Linked DNA regions of Mus musculus: region 1 is linked to region 2. A link is a contact called in ENCODE POLR2A ChIA-PET data. All regions are on one chromosome and are shown on one strand. The core of a region is the stretch at or near the end of the contact, and the rest is flanking DNA. Distances in the headings are between cores, read along the strand shown. Region 1 holds the start of Cfap44 (cilia and flagella associated protein 44). Region 2 holds the start of Naa50 (N(alpha)-acetyltransferase 50, NatE catalytic subunit).

Region 1 (7,112 bases), core at 388-2,887, 260 kb before region 2:
ATAGCTTGTGGTAGGGTCTTTTTGCTTGCTTGCTTGCTTGCTTGCTTGCTTGCTTGCTTGTTTGCTTGCTTGCTTGCTTGTTGTTGGGGTTCTTATCTGATGGCAAACACAAGTCTAAAATTCTCTGCACACATGATCTCACTTGCTTTTAAAATACAAGGCAGATGCTAATATCACAATTTTGCAAGTGAGAAAGAAGAGCAGTTAGATATTTCGTCCTTCCCTATCACCCACCTCATGCAATCTATTTCCAAGACGCGTTGCCAAATGGCCAGCTATGAAGACTTATGCTTTCACCCTTGTCCTCACCTCTTTAAGTACCAGGCTCACTGTCCCTGTCACTGCAGATACCCTCTGCTCCTACTCTGTTTCTCTAATCCATTTTATCTTTAAATTTTCTTTTCATGGGAGCTGGAGAGGAGAGATACCCCAGCAGTTAAGAGCACTGGCTGTTATTCCAGAGTACCAGGGTCAAGTTTCCAGCACTCCTGTGGCAGCTCAAAACCATCTTTACTCCAGTCCTAGAGCAGTCAATACTTTCTTATAGCCTCTGTGAGCACTGCACACATGTGGTACACGGATATACATTCAGACAAAGACTCGTACACATAAAACAAGAGTAAACAAAACCTTTAAATTTTCAGCTTTTCGTTACATTTATTTATATCTTCTTTGTGGGTAGGTGGGTACATGTGTGGAGGTCACAAGACAAATTTGTGGACATTCTTTCCTTCCGCCATGCAGGTGACAGGGATGGGACTCAGGTTGTCCGGCTTGGTGGCGAGTGCCTTAACCCATCGAGCCACCTTGCCAATCTTTTAATCTGTTTTCTGCCTTGCCCTTTGTATTCCTGAGAGAGCTACCAGAGCACCACTATGTTACAGCTTCGTCATCGAGTGACTGACTCTGTTGCCATCACAGAAGAATGCAATACAAACCCTCATCACGGTGCAAAAGCCCTTCGTGGTGAGGTTGCAGATCGCTGCTGCATCTCACACCCACTCTGTTCCTACTCCCCTTTGGCCCCTTTTCTCTGGTGTCTTACTAAGCAGGCAAGTAAGACTACTCATGACTAACGAATACCCTGTACACTCGCTCCCTACCGCCTTTGCCTATTACCAGCGTTCAGCTGCACTCCTGAGACACTTGGCCTGCATTTAAATCTTAACAAGAACCCTAGGAGGCAAACACAGCCATTCCCCCCCCCCCCCCAGATAAGGAAAATAGTGTAGAAGGGCCCACTGAGAAGGCTCACAGCTAAGGGTGGGCAGGGGTGGCTTTGTTGACCCAGGCACATTTCCAGCAGGCTTTCTTCTTCCCTCTGTGGTGACCTAACTTCTCTGGCTACCTGGTTGCTTCTTAACCTGCATCACCAGTTCCCTGCAGGCTGGAGCTGTGCATGTCTAACCCGCACTGGTTGCTTCTGATGTTTGCGTTGAATTACCACAGGAGGACCGGGGAAGTGTTCCAGAGAAATTGGACCATACTAGTTCCACCTAGAAGGTGGAGTTCACTGCTCTCTGAGTCGCTACCAGATTTAAGGGAGACTTATGGGGACAGCCCGGCCCAGGCTAAGAGCCCACTTACCGGAGGTGTTCGCTACAGCAGCTGGTTTCTAGTCACACCCGCCCAAGGACTCCGTTTACTGCGGTTGCCATAGCAACGTCCCTCCGCCTGCTGGTAGTGATGTTGGGGGAGGGGAACAGCAGGCTATTAGGCGCATGCGCAGCATCCCCCAAGGTTTTTGCCTAAACTGAGGTGTTGCCACAGAGTCGTCCGTGTGCCCTGGGGAAGAAGCTACTGCGACACCCCCCACCCTCAGGAAACAGAAGCCCAGCATTCCAACAATTTATGAACCAGATGACAGAGTATTTGGGTACTTGCCCAACTTTCCAAACCGGCCAAAGGGTCCTAAGGCAATTATTTGCCAATTAAAAACAAAACTTAAAATGGTGTGGTCTTGGCTGCAGAAGGCAGCTTCCAGATACATCAACATCGAAGACGAGTATTTTCTAAAGCTTACCTGTGTTTTTTAAAAAGTAAATAAGGGTTGTGTTGTGAATTCTTGCTGTAGGAGGTGGGCAGCAGCAAGAGGATTAATTTTGGGTTTTTGTTTTTAATCTGCAAGGTATGTATTGGACAAAGGACTTGTATATAAAATATATGACGAGCTCATTCCTGTTTTGTTTTGTTGTTTTTGTTTTTGTTTTTGTTTTTGTTTTTCAAGGCAGGGTTTCTCTGTGTAGCCCTTGCTGTCCTGGGACTCACTCTGTAGACCAGGCTGGCCTCGAACTCAGAAATTCGCCTGCCTCTGCCTCCCAAGTAATGGGATTAAAGGCGTGCACCACCATCGCCCGGCTCATGCCTTTAATAAAAAGGCAAATAACCCAACAAAAACTGAACAAAAAGTTTTGAAGCTACTTTATGAAAGAAGGCATACAAATACCAATGAACAGACCAAATAGGTAAGGCATCACTATCAGGGATGAAATACAAATTAAGATGCAACAACTCAGCCACCGAGAAAGAAAAAAAAGACTGACCAAATACTAGATAGGATTAGTAGTAACAAGAGAAGGTATGTGTGACTAGTGAGAGTATAAATGGGATGTCAGAAAACCACTTAATTTCTTGAAATTTAATCATGCATTCTTATGTAAGGCAGTAATTCATCTCTAGTTTTGCATCTAAGACAAATGAAATATTTAATCTCCTTCATAGTATGTTTATTTGTAACAGGTTAAAGTTGGAAACAAGTCCAGGCATTTGGTATCGGGACACTTAAGTACAAAATTATGGCACAGTCATACAATCAAATACTAATACAGAATACAAAGGTTTATCAATTGACACACATAACGTGGGTCAATCTCAAAATCATGTTGAATGTGAGAAGCCAAAATAAAGATACTGTTGTTAATCCTGAGATTTAACAGGAAAAAACCAATTGCACCATTTTAGGCCAAACTTGAAGCAAGCTTTATTAAATATTAAATACTGACCAAGAGATGGACTTTGGTCAGGACCACTCCCTGGAACTTCCCAGCTGAGTGGCTCTGAGACATCTATTGCAGGGGTTTATAGGACAACCCCATAGGCCACAGTACTGTGTCATGAGGTTTTTATTATATTCCAAGAACCACAACTCCCAGCATTCCAGGAAGTTACCTGGTCCTTGGGCAGGTGGGGCTTACAGGTTAATTTCGGGCATTACTGTATTTTCTGAATGACTCCATTTATATGAAATTCCAAAATAATCTTTGGGGACAGGAACCACATGTATAGTGTTTCCTGCTGGTGTACAGGTGGTAGGGCTGACAGAGATGGACATACAAGGTCAGAGGGATTGGTACTTTATATGCATCCTAAAATTGACTGGTAAATTAAGGTCTAAGCATTTCACTGTACATACATTGTATGGTAACTACAGCATTTAAAAGGTAGAGGTGGCCCACGTAATTTTACAAGCCAGATACAGTTTTCAAATAGACAATATTAATTTCAACACTAAGGCTGAGGAGGTATATGAATAACTATTAATTCACGAGGAAAAAGTATCAGGGTTCTGAACAGGGTGATTTTTATTTTATTTTATTTTATTGTTTGTTTGTTTGCTTGTTTGTTTCCAAGGCAGGGTTTCTCTGTGTAGCCCTTGCTGTCCTGGAACTCACTCTGTAGACCAGGCTGGCCTTGAACTCAGAAATCCACCTGCCTCTGCCTCCCAAGAGCTGGGATTAAAGGCATGCGCCACCATTGCCCGTTTTGGACATCTTTTGATAAGACATTTAACTTCGTGGCCTCTAGTTAAGAGCAAATATTATTCTCCGTTATCTTCCCCTTTGACCCAGAGATAATGCTCTGAGGTCAGACATTTCTTCCCTACCCCATTGAGCAAGAAATTTCCCCAGTTACCCAGGAGTCTCCAATTTATATCCAAAGTTTATAGAACATGAAGCCACGGAGCCAACTGCAATTCCACATGTAGCAGTTCACAAGGTCTGACCCTAGAGGGCGCACACCCCTCAGCCGTGTGCCTTCTTCAAGCTCATATCCCATCATGCTCAGCTGCCCAGGAAGCCTCGCTTGCATCCATGCAGGAACGTTTCCCATCAGTGACTCATTGACTCTCCTAGTCATAATCTAGCTAATTGAGAGCTCAGTTCATTCTCCTTTGTCCTCGTTTCTAGGATTCTAGTTTTACTAAACCACCCACACCCCACCCCCAAGTTCCTTACAGTTTGGAGACTTCTAGAGAAGGTTTTTCTTCACGAATGGAAAGGAAATAGGCACTGCTGACAATACTCTATTTCCAGTGTGGGTGAGACCTTTAGAGCTGTATGCACTGGACCGCAACCAGGAGACAATGAGCCATGAAGGCTAAAACCGTGGAGGGTCTAGCAGACTGGGTTCTTGACCACATGCCTAAGGCAGGGCACCACATTTGGACAGTTTTATTTCTGCATTTTTGTCCTAATAAATAGAAGTACTAGTTGGGACACAGAAAACATCAAGGGAGGATCTATATGCATAGAAAGAATTGTCCTCAAAGCATATAGGAAAGTACAGAAAAGAAGCGGCTAACTCCAGAGATCAGCTCTGTTCTAAGCCAGGTCTTATATATAAGTCCAGCTCAGTGGATTAGATAAAAGCAGAGGTCTAAAATATTGACAGAATTCAATTTTTTGTGATTTAACTTGTTAAATCAGTCTCTCCTCCATTCGTGTGTGTGTGTGTGTGTGTGTGTGTGTGTGTGTGTGTGTGTGTGTGTGTGTAGAACATTCAGAACATGCACACCCGTGCATGCAACAACAGCATTAAGAGGGAAAAAATAAAATATTCAGATTGAAAATAATGACTTTCAAGACCTAAAAGGTATATGTTGGAGGACGGGGCCAAAATTAAAGATTAGGAAAACATAAAAACATGTGCTTAAGTGGAAACTTCAAGTTTCTTTGGAAAGTCGGTTATGTCAAGTGATGTTTTGTTGGGGCACACAGGTGAAAGGATGTCTTGCTAAAGCAGACACATGAAAGCACATGTGACGCTTTAGAAGGAATATATACATAAATACATACACACACACACATATATCCCCATGGACAGTAGGAGCTTGAGCACTGATTTGCATCGGCCCCGCTAGTCTTCGCTGAGGACATGCATGCATTGGTTCGTCTTACACTGCATCGCTGAGCTTCACCTGTGGTGACTTCATAGAGAGAAACTCAGCAAACAACTTTTCATGAGGTACCCGTGGCTTCTTGCTGCTTCTGCAGACTTGGGCTGGTGTTGGGGATTGGTTGTAATGCTTTGCCTTAATTTGGCTCCCCAAATCACACGGGAATCTATGTGTCTAGACACTGAGGGTCCCTGTCCTCAATTGCTTTTTGATTGACCAATAAGGAGCCAGAGCCCAGTGGCTAGGCAGGGTGAAAAAGACGGGACTTTTAGAATTTCTGGGCAAGAAACAAAGAGGGGAGAATAGGGGATTCTGCCATGAGGAGGGCATAGGACAGACCACGTCATGAAGGAGGATAAGATGGCCAAAATGTAGGTAAAGGGGAAAGTGGCCTTGTAGGAGGGCTGCCCAGAAGGAAACAGGGCAGGAAAGATAAAATGTAGATTTAGAAAGTGTTAACTCAGGAATACTGGAAGGTAATGTGTATTAGCCACAGTGAGGTTAGCCCATCCATTGACCTAGTTAAGGGATATCAAAATATAAAGGTTGTGTGTCCTTTCGTTTGCAAATCCAGAGAACTTCCAGTACGGTCAACCAGGGGAGCTCAGAGCAGATTAACTATTCACTGCTACAGTTGGTCGTCCTTGTCGAGGGTTTCTTCTGGATTGAACTGCACTTGCTGATTCCTGTGTGGTGTCTGCCAAGTTGACTGGTCTGTAGTTGCTGATTCATATTGGGTGTTTGCTGGTAGATTGGACTGAGAACGGTGAAGACTGAATTGCCCCAATGAACATTTCTTTTTTTTTTTTTAAAGATTTATTTATTTATTATATGTAAGTACACTGTAGCTGTCTTCAGACACTCCAGAAGAGGGCATCAGATTTCGTTATGGATGGTTGTGAGCCACCATGTGGTTGCTGGGATTTGAGCTCGGGACCTTCAGAAGAGCAGTCGGCGCTCTTAACCACTGAGCCATCTCGCCAGCCCCCAATGAACATTTCTAAACAGGTCTACTCCCCCCATATCCTATTAGCCTTTCTTTTCTACTACCTCTGTTGGGTGGTGGCTAGAGGGGAAGTTGAAAAAAACTTATGCCTGTTCCCAGAAGACACTGATTTTTTTGTTTTTGTTTTTGTTTTTGTTTTGTTTTGTTTTGTTTTTGAGACAGGGTTTCTCTGTATAGCTCTGGCTGTCCTGGAACTCACTTTATAGACCAGGCTGGCCTCGAACTCAGAAATCCGCCTGCCTCTGCCTCCTGAGTGCTGGGATTAAAGGCATGCGCCACCACGCCCGGCAAGACAATGATTTTTTAATGTAAATCTCAATGCTAGCACAGGATAATCTCTATAAGATATTGGTCAGGGAGATGACAGAAGACCCCACCCCCCAAAAATCCACAGCAAACCACCATGCCATTGTTTGTCAATCATAGCTAGATGGTGAGGCCATGCTGCTGAAGGCTAGTATTGAAGTGTTAAGTGCTCAGCTGCAGATGAAACACACACCACCATCATCCAAGGTTCAGGGAACATCACAGAGGGGCAGAAAGAGTATCAGGTGAGAAGGAAAGTCATGACATGTTGTCTTCTAGACATCACATGGCTGTTGTATATGTCATCTGTGTTGTACATTGTACAAAGTAGCTGTGGTTACCTGTACAAGAACAAAGTTGACAAAATAGCAGCAGAGACAGGGAAGAGGCCCCTGAGGAGGAGCTATGGACAGCTGCTGTTCCTCAGGAAAGGAGGCTAACTCTTCTTTGGGGAACTTGGCTATTGGTAAATTGCTCATGCCCCAGTGGGCGGTCCCACATCCACGTGTATGTGGGCAGCATTATTTGGAGTAAGGTTAGTAACAATGACAAAATAAACATGGAAGCAGAGAGGGAGACAGGAAGAAAGGCACTAGGAAGAGTTAGAGGGAGGTAGGGATGGGT
Region 2 (7,354 bases), core at 284-2,783:
TTTTTAAAAATTACCAAGCATCCTGGATCATGGCTCAGGTGGAGCAAACATCCCCCCAAAAATGCCAAAAATAAAACCCAAAAAACACCGAATGAAAAACTAACATTTAAAGCAAACCAGAGTTTAGAAAAAATGTTTTCTATTTAGATTTAAAATCAAAACTTTCTCAGAATCATTTCAGAGGTATGGGACCTTCATTTTACACAGAACAAGCTTGTTTGGAGAAACGACTTACTTCGCTCTCCATAAAACGATGTTGAATAAACAACTAACTGAAACTGTAGTTATAATTTTCAGCTGACTTAGAAAGAAAAGACCGTTTAATATGTTTAAGCTTTCTTTTTTTTTCTTCTAATGACTGTAAGTAAAGGCAACCTCCAAAACTCGCGACGCTAAATACTGTAACAGTATATAAATCAATGGAAAGGAAATACTTCCTATCAAACGGGAACAGTTAAACCAAAATAACTTCTAATGTTACGGAAGATTTGCAAGATTAAACCTCAACTTTGCTAACGAAGAGCAAAAGCAGCAGCTCTCCTCCTTGCACTGGAGGGGGGGGGCAACACACACACACACACACACACACACACCACTGAAGCAATAGCTCCACCTACTGATCCATGGCTACTTCCTTAAACATTTTGGCACCCCAAAGTCTACACCGCTCCAGTTTATTCCCCCTCCCCTCCCGACCGCCCGCCTTCCTCCACTCGCTCTGACCCAACCCAAGTCCGTTGAGTCACTAGCTCCTAGCACTCATCCCCCGTGCTCTTTATTCCAATTCCTTTTCCCTCCAGAAGGTTCTGCACGGCCCACAAGTCTTAAGAAAACCCGCAACGTGTCAAAGCCCGCGGCCACAGCGCCGTTCCCGGATCTGGAGGAGCACCTTCAGGTGGCTCGGTGGTGCGCTCCCGGGAAGAGGCCCCCGGGCGCCTCATTCCTCCTCCCCGTGATCTCAGGCGGTGCACACACGTGAAACCGTGGACTCGCGCCCTTGCCTCCGTCGGCCCTTCAGCCCGCCAACAGCCGGCCTAGCCTCCGCCCCCCTCCGGGAGCCGCGGGACCGGGGAAGCCCGGCCATGACCCTCCGCCCGGGCTTCGCGCGCGTCTCTTCCCCGCAGCGCTCTCCCTGTCCATCGACCCACGCCCCTCTCCTGGGCCCCGGCCGCCGGGGTCCCCCCCACACCCCCGCCAGCTGCCCTTCCTCACCCTTTCATCTTCCCCGTCTGCTGAGGCCGTCGTTACAGCCGCCGCCAACGCCGTCGTCCTCGTCGCCCGGAGCTCTCCGCCCGCGCCCTGAGCTCAGACCACTCAACCCCACACGCCGGTCTTTTGGCTGAGAAGCCAAGCCAGGCCCTGAGGCTCCGGGAGACGCGGGGAAATCTGCCGCCGCGCTGCCGCCGCCGCCGCTCCTCCACACGTGCACTCGGGACACTCGGCTCCCGCCCGCAGCTGCCGCCAGCCAGACCCGCCGCCGCGCTGTGACCTTTCACCCCGCCCCTCAACGCGCCGGCGCGGCCGCCGCGTCGCGCGCAGGCGCAGTGCTCCGCGCCGCCAGGATTCCCCGCCCCCCGCTCTCCAGGGGCCGGGCCTACGGCCCGCTAGCTCCTCCCACCCTTTGCGACACTCTCTAGGGGATCTGGCTTGGTAGGCTCCGGCGGCAAAATCCGGATCTTTCCACCCTTCTCTCGCTTTCAAGCCAGCAGGATCAGCCTTTCCCGCCCCCCACCCCGATTCCTTTCTAGCCCTCCAGTGACCTTCAAACCCTCTGGCCGACTAATAGGGTTTTGTAAAACGGATTCTTCTCAATGTAAGAAAGCCCATGGGAACTTGCAGTAAATGTGTTTTAAATTCAAAAGGTAGTGATGGGTCCGGATAACTTGGCGATCCTCCAGCAGGCAAACCTCACAGGGTTTTTTTTTTTTTAAATCACGTGATAGGCTTAACGTCTTCCAGCCCAGGATTTTACTGGGGCCTTAGAGGCGGGACTCATGGCCATTTCCGGTCCCTAGAGCGTGACTTAGCGTCACTTCCTTAGCAATGCACTTTAACCCTTGCCATCCTCGTCTTCTGTACTGTAGTTTCTGTAACCCCCGTCATTGTAAAAAAAAAAAGAAAAAGAAAAGAAAAAGAAACTAACGCTTTTCTGAAGTCGCGGAACCATTCACATCCAAGGCGGTCCGCAAAGATTTAAGCCTGCGAGACGCGGCGTGACGGGCGAGGGGAAGCGGGGTGGGGCTTGAGGACACATGACTAGCTAGGACTGGCCCGCCTCCTGCAGCTGAAGACTTCCCCTCTCTCAGTGACAGAGCCTCTGGGTCCCGTCTAGGTACACTTTCTGCATTTCGAGCCCGGGCAGGTGAGGTGCGACAGGTAACTCGTGGCTGGTGGGGACGATTGACAGGGTGAGAGCAGATAGGGTGTGTGAATCGCGGCCTGCGGATGCTTGGGGCTCCCTTTCCGTTGTCCTCCTGCACGGGCGAGGAGCTCATTTCTGCTAGACCCCTGGCCCTTCACCATCACCGTGGTCCATTGACTAGGGATTATGATGCCCACCTTTTCCCTGGGTTGAGAGCGAGTACGGCCATTATGGTTCCCTATTTGGAGCCTTTGGGGCTGATTCAGGTGGTAGGATTGTGTTAGCTATTTCTTGGGGGTCTGCAACAACCGACGGATCCCATTCCCCTAAACTCCTTCCTTGGGAAAGGCCATGGCCCGGGTGATCCGGATGGTAGGAAAACCCCGGGAGGCAGAGGCGTCTCCGGTGAGACAGGCTTGGGAGGGGATGTCACTGAGATGGCCCTCACTGCAGAGTCACACTGAAGGGCTTTCCCCACAAATGTGCGTTCTCAGTGATCCTAAGGGTTTGCCGACATCCTTGCAGAGGTTCAGGGAGTCTTCAGATGAGACTGGAAGGGTAAGAGCGGGCCTTACACCTTTTTTTTCGGAGAGAAGGTGGTTGTACTCTCCTCAGAACAGGGTGTTGGTAATGCGACAGTCTCGGTTGGTTGGGAAGGTGATGAAAGGTGGTGTTGCCTTGTTGGGCTGGAGACCCAGACTAGCTTATGGGAAAGTGACGAGGTTTTCCCGAAGGGGAAGTAATTTTACGGAAACTGATCAGGCTGAAAACATCATTAATCCAAATCCATGTGTGTATAGTTTAAAGACTAGAAGATCGAGTCTAGACATTACTGACTTCATGTTTTCTGCCTGTGGGTCATTCCTTTTTGACATTTCTTTTAAGTCCTACATAATTGCCCTTCCCAGTCAGTTTAAAATTTGTGAAGTAATGCTTGTGCTCTTAATTCGCTTTTGCATTTGTTAAAAAATTCAAGTGACCCTTCTCAGACTTGAGAGTGCATAATATTTTGTGAAAATACAGAAATGGTTTTGCCTAGGGTTACCCAACCCTTTGTACTCCATTTTATGTGCACCGTAGTAGCCAATGTTTAAACCTCAAACAATGTACTTGACTGAAGGAATGTTCTTCAGTTTGGGGCTAAACTCTTTTATTTGTGCTACAAACTTAGAACGTTCCTTGTTTTGAAGCCGAAGGCCTTACAAAATCACAGATTTGACTTTTATAACCCAAATGATACATTTTCTTAGGGGAAATAAGATTTTCAGTTAAATCTTAGTTCTCTGCAATGTAATTGAGGAATCTGTTTTAAACTCTGCTGGGGGCTCGGGGATATGGTTCTTGCTTCCATGTAAGCTTGGTGTACTGGGTCCAACCCTCATACTAGAAAGAAAAAAAAATAGGAAAAAGATGGAATGATTATCTTACATTGATTGGTGCTCCCCCCCCCCCCTTTCCAGATTTTCTTATTTTTGAGAGCTAAAAGCTAAAACCTTAAACTCATAACGATTTAACAAGATAAAAAGACTGGCCTAAGCCAGTCGTAGTGGTGCATGCCTTTAATCCCAGCACTCGGGAGGCAGAGGCAGGCGGATTTCTGAGTTCGAGGCCAGCCTGGTCTACAAAGTGAGTTTCTGGACAGCCAGAGCTATATAGAGAAACCCTGTCTCAAAAAACCAAAACAAACAAACAAACAAAAAACAAAAAAGAAAGACTGGCCTATTTGATACTTTTTACTACAATATTGCCCAAGTGATTTTGCATTGCCCACATTACCGTTTGTGCTTGTGATCCAGACTAGACAATAGGAATTGATCTGTTTATATAACAAGCATAAATATAGATTCTTAAAGAGTTCATTCTTTTCATTGCTAATCATTATTCTGTGGTATGGATGGCACCACAGTTGGTTGAACCATTCACTTGTTGACACAAACCTTTTTGTTTGTGTCTGTGTTCCTGCACTTAGAGGCCAGAGGTGCCTTCCTCTGTTGCTCTCCTCACCTCAACCCCCCTTCTTTTGAGGTAGGTTCTCTCACTGAACCTGGACTCACTGATTCTGGGAGCCTAGCTGTCCATTAAACCCCAGGGATCCTTCTGTCTTTTGCCCTGAGCACCCAGGTTAAAGGGACAGTACTACACTTCTACAGAGCACTGGGTAGCTGAACTCAGATTTTCATACTTGCGAAACATGCAGTTTCACGACTGAGTCATCTCCTCAGCTTGAAATATAATTTTATCCATCGTTTTTCTCTAAAGTGAGGTTCTCTGATCTCTCCGGAGAGAAAAAAATTTGGCTCTGCTTTCACGCCCATGTGACATTCCACCAAATAAACAGAATTCCTAAGTGTTTTAAAAGTCCAGACCAGTTCTGTGCAGGTGCGCCAAACTGGGCTAGAGGAAACCAGTTTGAAAGCACTGAGAATTTGTGGAGGAGAAAGAAGTTCATAAGAAAGAGGCTCAATGAGTCTGCAGTTTTACTTCACAGTTAATTGCTCCATTTTAGGGAACTCAGTAACTTAAACTTCTAATGAATCGGGAAGATCAGTAGCAGGAATTAGTGACCAAACAGCTAAAGAGATTAACTATTAAAGAAGAATTTGTCAATCTATACACACAGATGGTTTGAGCACTGGAGGGGTTTCTGATACTATATTAGTTAATGAGATTTCTGTGTGGTTGTAGGTATGATGGCTCACTCCTTTAATCTCCCCACTGGGTCTGGCAGAGCTCTTTTAGTTGAAGGTCAACCTGGTCTACAAAGTGGGTTCTAGGTCAGCCAGGGCTACACAGTGAGACCTTGTTTCATAGGGGAGGGGGAATATGGAGATGGGGAGAGACAGACAGACAGGGAGGGAGGGACAAAAGCGAGAATTTAAGAGTTGGGCTCCCAACACCCTTTATGTCTTACTCTGCGGTCTCCCTTAGTTGCACTCTCTCAGGGTATCATCATCCGTGAAAATGTATCCTTCCCCTTTGGTAGCCAATCAGTCCTTCAGGCTACTACCCGATATTTTGTATTTCTTTATTTATACATATACCCTATGTTTGGTAGCTCGGGTATTCCTTAGTAAACCTCCCTGCAGTTAAAGAACCACCTGTCTCTATTGGGTCTTCTGCACAAGGATGCTGAAGTGGATGGAAGAGGCCATGTTCAAGCAAACAAAATTCTGAGGTCCCTGATGGGTTTATTGAACAAGCATTGAATGACTAACAAGGGAATTAAACCACTTTAATTCTTACAAATTATGTTCCTTAAAGGCTGTGTACTAAGTATTAACTTTTTAGTCCAATTTTCCGAATACTAAATAGAATAGAACCTTGTATGGACTTTATTTGTACAGTGACCAACTTGTTTCCACAGTGTGTTGTGTTTATTGATAATGGTAAGGCCTGTGGTTCAGCCCTAAAGTGAGAGGATCTTCATTCAGCTTCTCCATCTTGGTCATATGTCTGTTTAAGTGCGGCCAATGCTAGAAGCTTCAGGGCTCCATACCGAGAATCTTTCCTCCCAAACGGTATTTTGAATCGGGTGAGACAACCTTAAATAATCTATCTGAGGGGCTGGTGAGATGGCTCAGCAGGTAAGAGCACCCGATTGCTCTTCCAAAGGTCCTGAGTTCAAATCCCAGCAACCACATGGTGGCTCACAACCATCCGTAATGAGATCTGACTCCCTCTTCTGGTGTGTCTGAAGACAGCTACAGTGTACTTACATATAATAAATAAATAAATCTTTAAAAAAAAAAAAAAAAAAAAAAAAAAAAAAAATAATCTATCTGAGAGTAGTTTCAAAGCTAGACAGCAGTGAGTGTAAATTAGTATATTCAGACTTTACCTGAATAGATTTCCCAATCACAGAGGCCTGGGATTAGGTTTTAGGCTTCCCTGTCATTAGCTGTCTGACCTTGGGCACTTAAAATGAAGTTTCTTTCTGTTTAAATCTAGCCCACAGGTATTATTAAAGTAGATTATGGGCATACAGTGTTTAGTGCATACATTATAAGCTTTTTTTTTTTTAATGGAGGTTGAGGCTAGCCTTCATCATGGTCATCTTCCTGTCTACCCTAAGTGCTGGAATTACAGATATATGCCACCCTACCAACAGAAGTTCTTACTAATTGTACTGGCGTGCTTCAGTCATACCCAGACATACAGTGTCCTACAAGAGTGGCAAAAGCAAACCAACCCTCTTTGCACAAAAGGGTTCTGTTACAATGAATGCACTAAAATTTGAAATGAAAAAATAGAGCCAAAAGAACTTTTCTGGGTGTGTTTTTTGAAACTGGCCATGCTGTAACTCACACTGCTTTCAAAGCACCAGACTAAGGCTGGTCAGTCTACTACAGGCTCAAGTGCCACCATATCTGACTCCCACAGACTCCAAACTTGCTCAATAGTAGAAGCTGGGAGATAGCAGCAGAATTCCTTCATTTTGCTTCTAGCTACAGTTTACTAGGCTTTTATATTAAAATTTTTAATGTTTATGATCATTAATGTATGGAATCTTTTTTTAGGAAACCATTTTTCCACTCTTAAAGTTTTGTCAATATAAGAAACAGTGTGGACATGAACTAGAGTAAGAATTTTTTTCTTCTTTAGTGATTCACAAGGATTAGTGGTTTTGCAATGGGAAATATAAGTAAATAAAATAATTGAAATACAGCTTTTTGAGTTTATGTTTTTCTTTAATCATAACAAAAATACTGTAAGGAAAATAGTTTACTAAGAAATAATTGAATATTTGTATTAATGTCAGTTCACTATAAGAGTAACTGATATAGTGTGTATTTTCATTCATTTTTATATGTCTTGATAAATAATCTGTGATCAGTAGTGCCTTTTATTTAATTTCTGAAGATTATTTATGTTTCACACATTCCCTTTTTTTTCTTTTTCCCTGAAAGGGAAAGTCTTTGATTTACAGCACTGTATATAATATATGTAGTATATGGTGAATAAGTGTGTGGCGATATATCTTTAGAGTAGCAG

Evidence for each region. ChIA-PET counts read pairs that join two places held with the same protein, here RNA polymerase II (POLR2A).
Region 1: POLR2A ChIA-PET joins it to region 2 with 16 read pairs in embryonic stem cell. The contact joins the promoter of Cfap44 here to the promoter of Naa50 in region 2. POLR2A ChIA-PET finds 5 or more read pairs at or near these places in 3 of 5 experiments (Patski and embryonic stem cell).

What each region holds. Positions count from the first base shown.
Region 1 is chr16:44,389,324-44,396,435 of GRCm38, reverse strand. It overlaps Cfap44 (cilia and flagella associated protein 44), which reads right to left and starts at 1,637. Exons shown (of 35, transcript NM_001033247.1): 1 at 1,588-1,637.
Region 2 is chr16:44,133,970-44,141,323 of GRCm38, reverse strand. Naa50 (N(alpha)-acetyltransferase 50, NatE catalytic subunit) reads right to left here and starts at 1,533. Exons shown (of 5, transcript NM_001347239.1): 1 at 1,213-1,533. The coding sequence starts at 1,220. It overlaps Atp6v1a (ATPase, H+ transporting, lysosomal V1 subunit A), which reads left to right and starts at 2,065. Exons shown (of 15, transcript NM_007508.6): 1 at 2,065-2,362.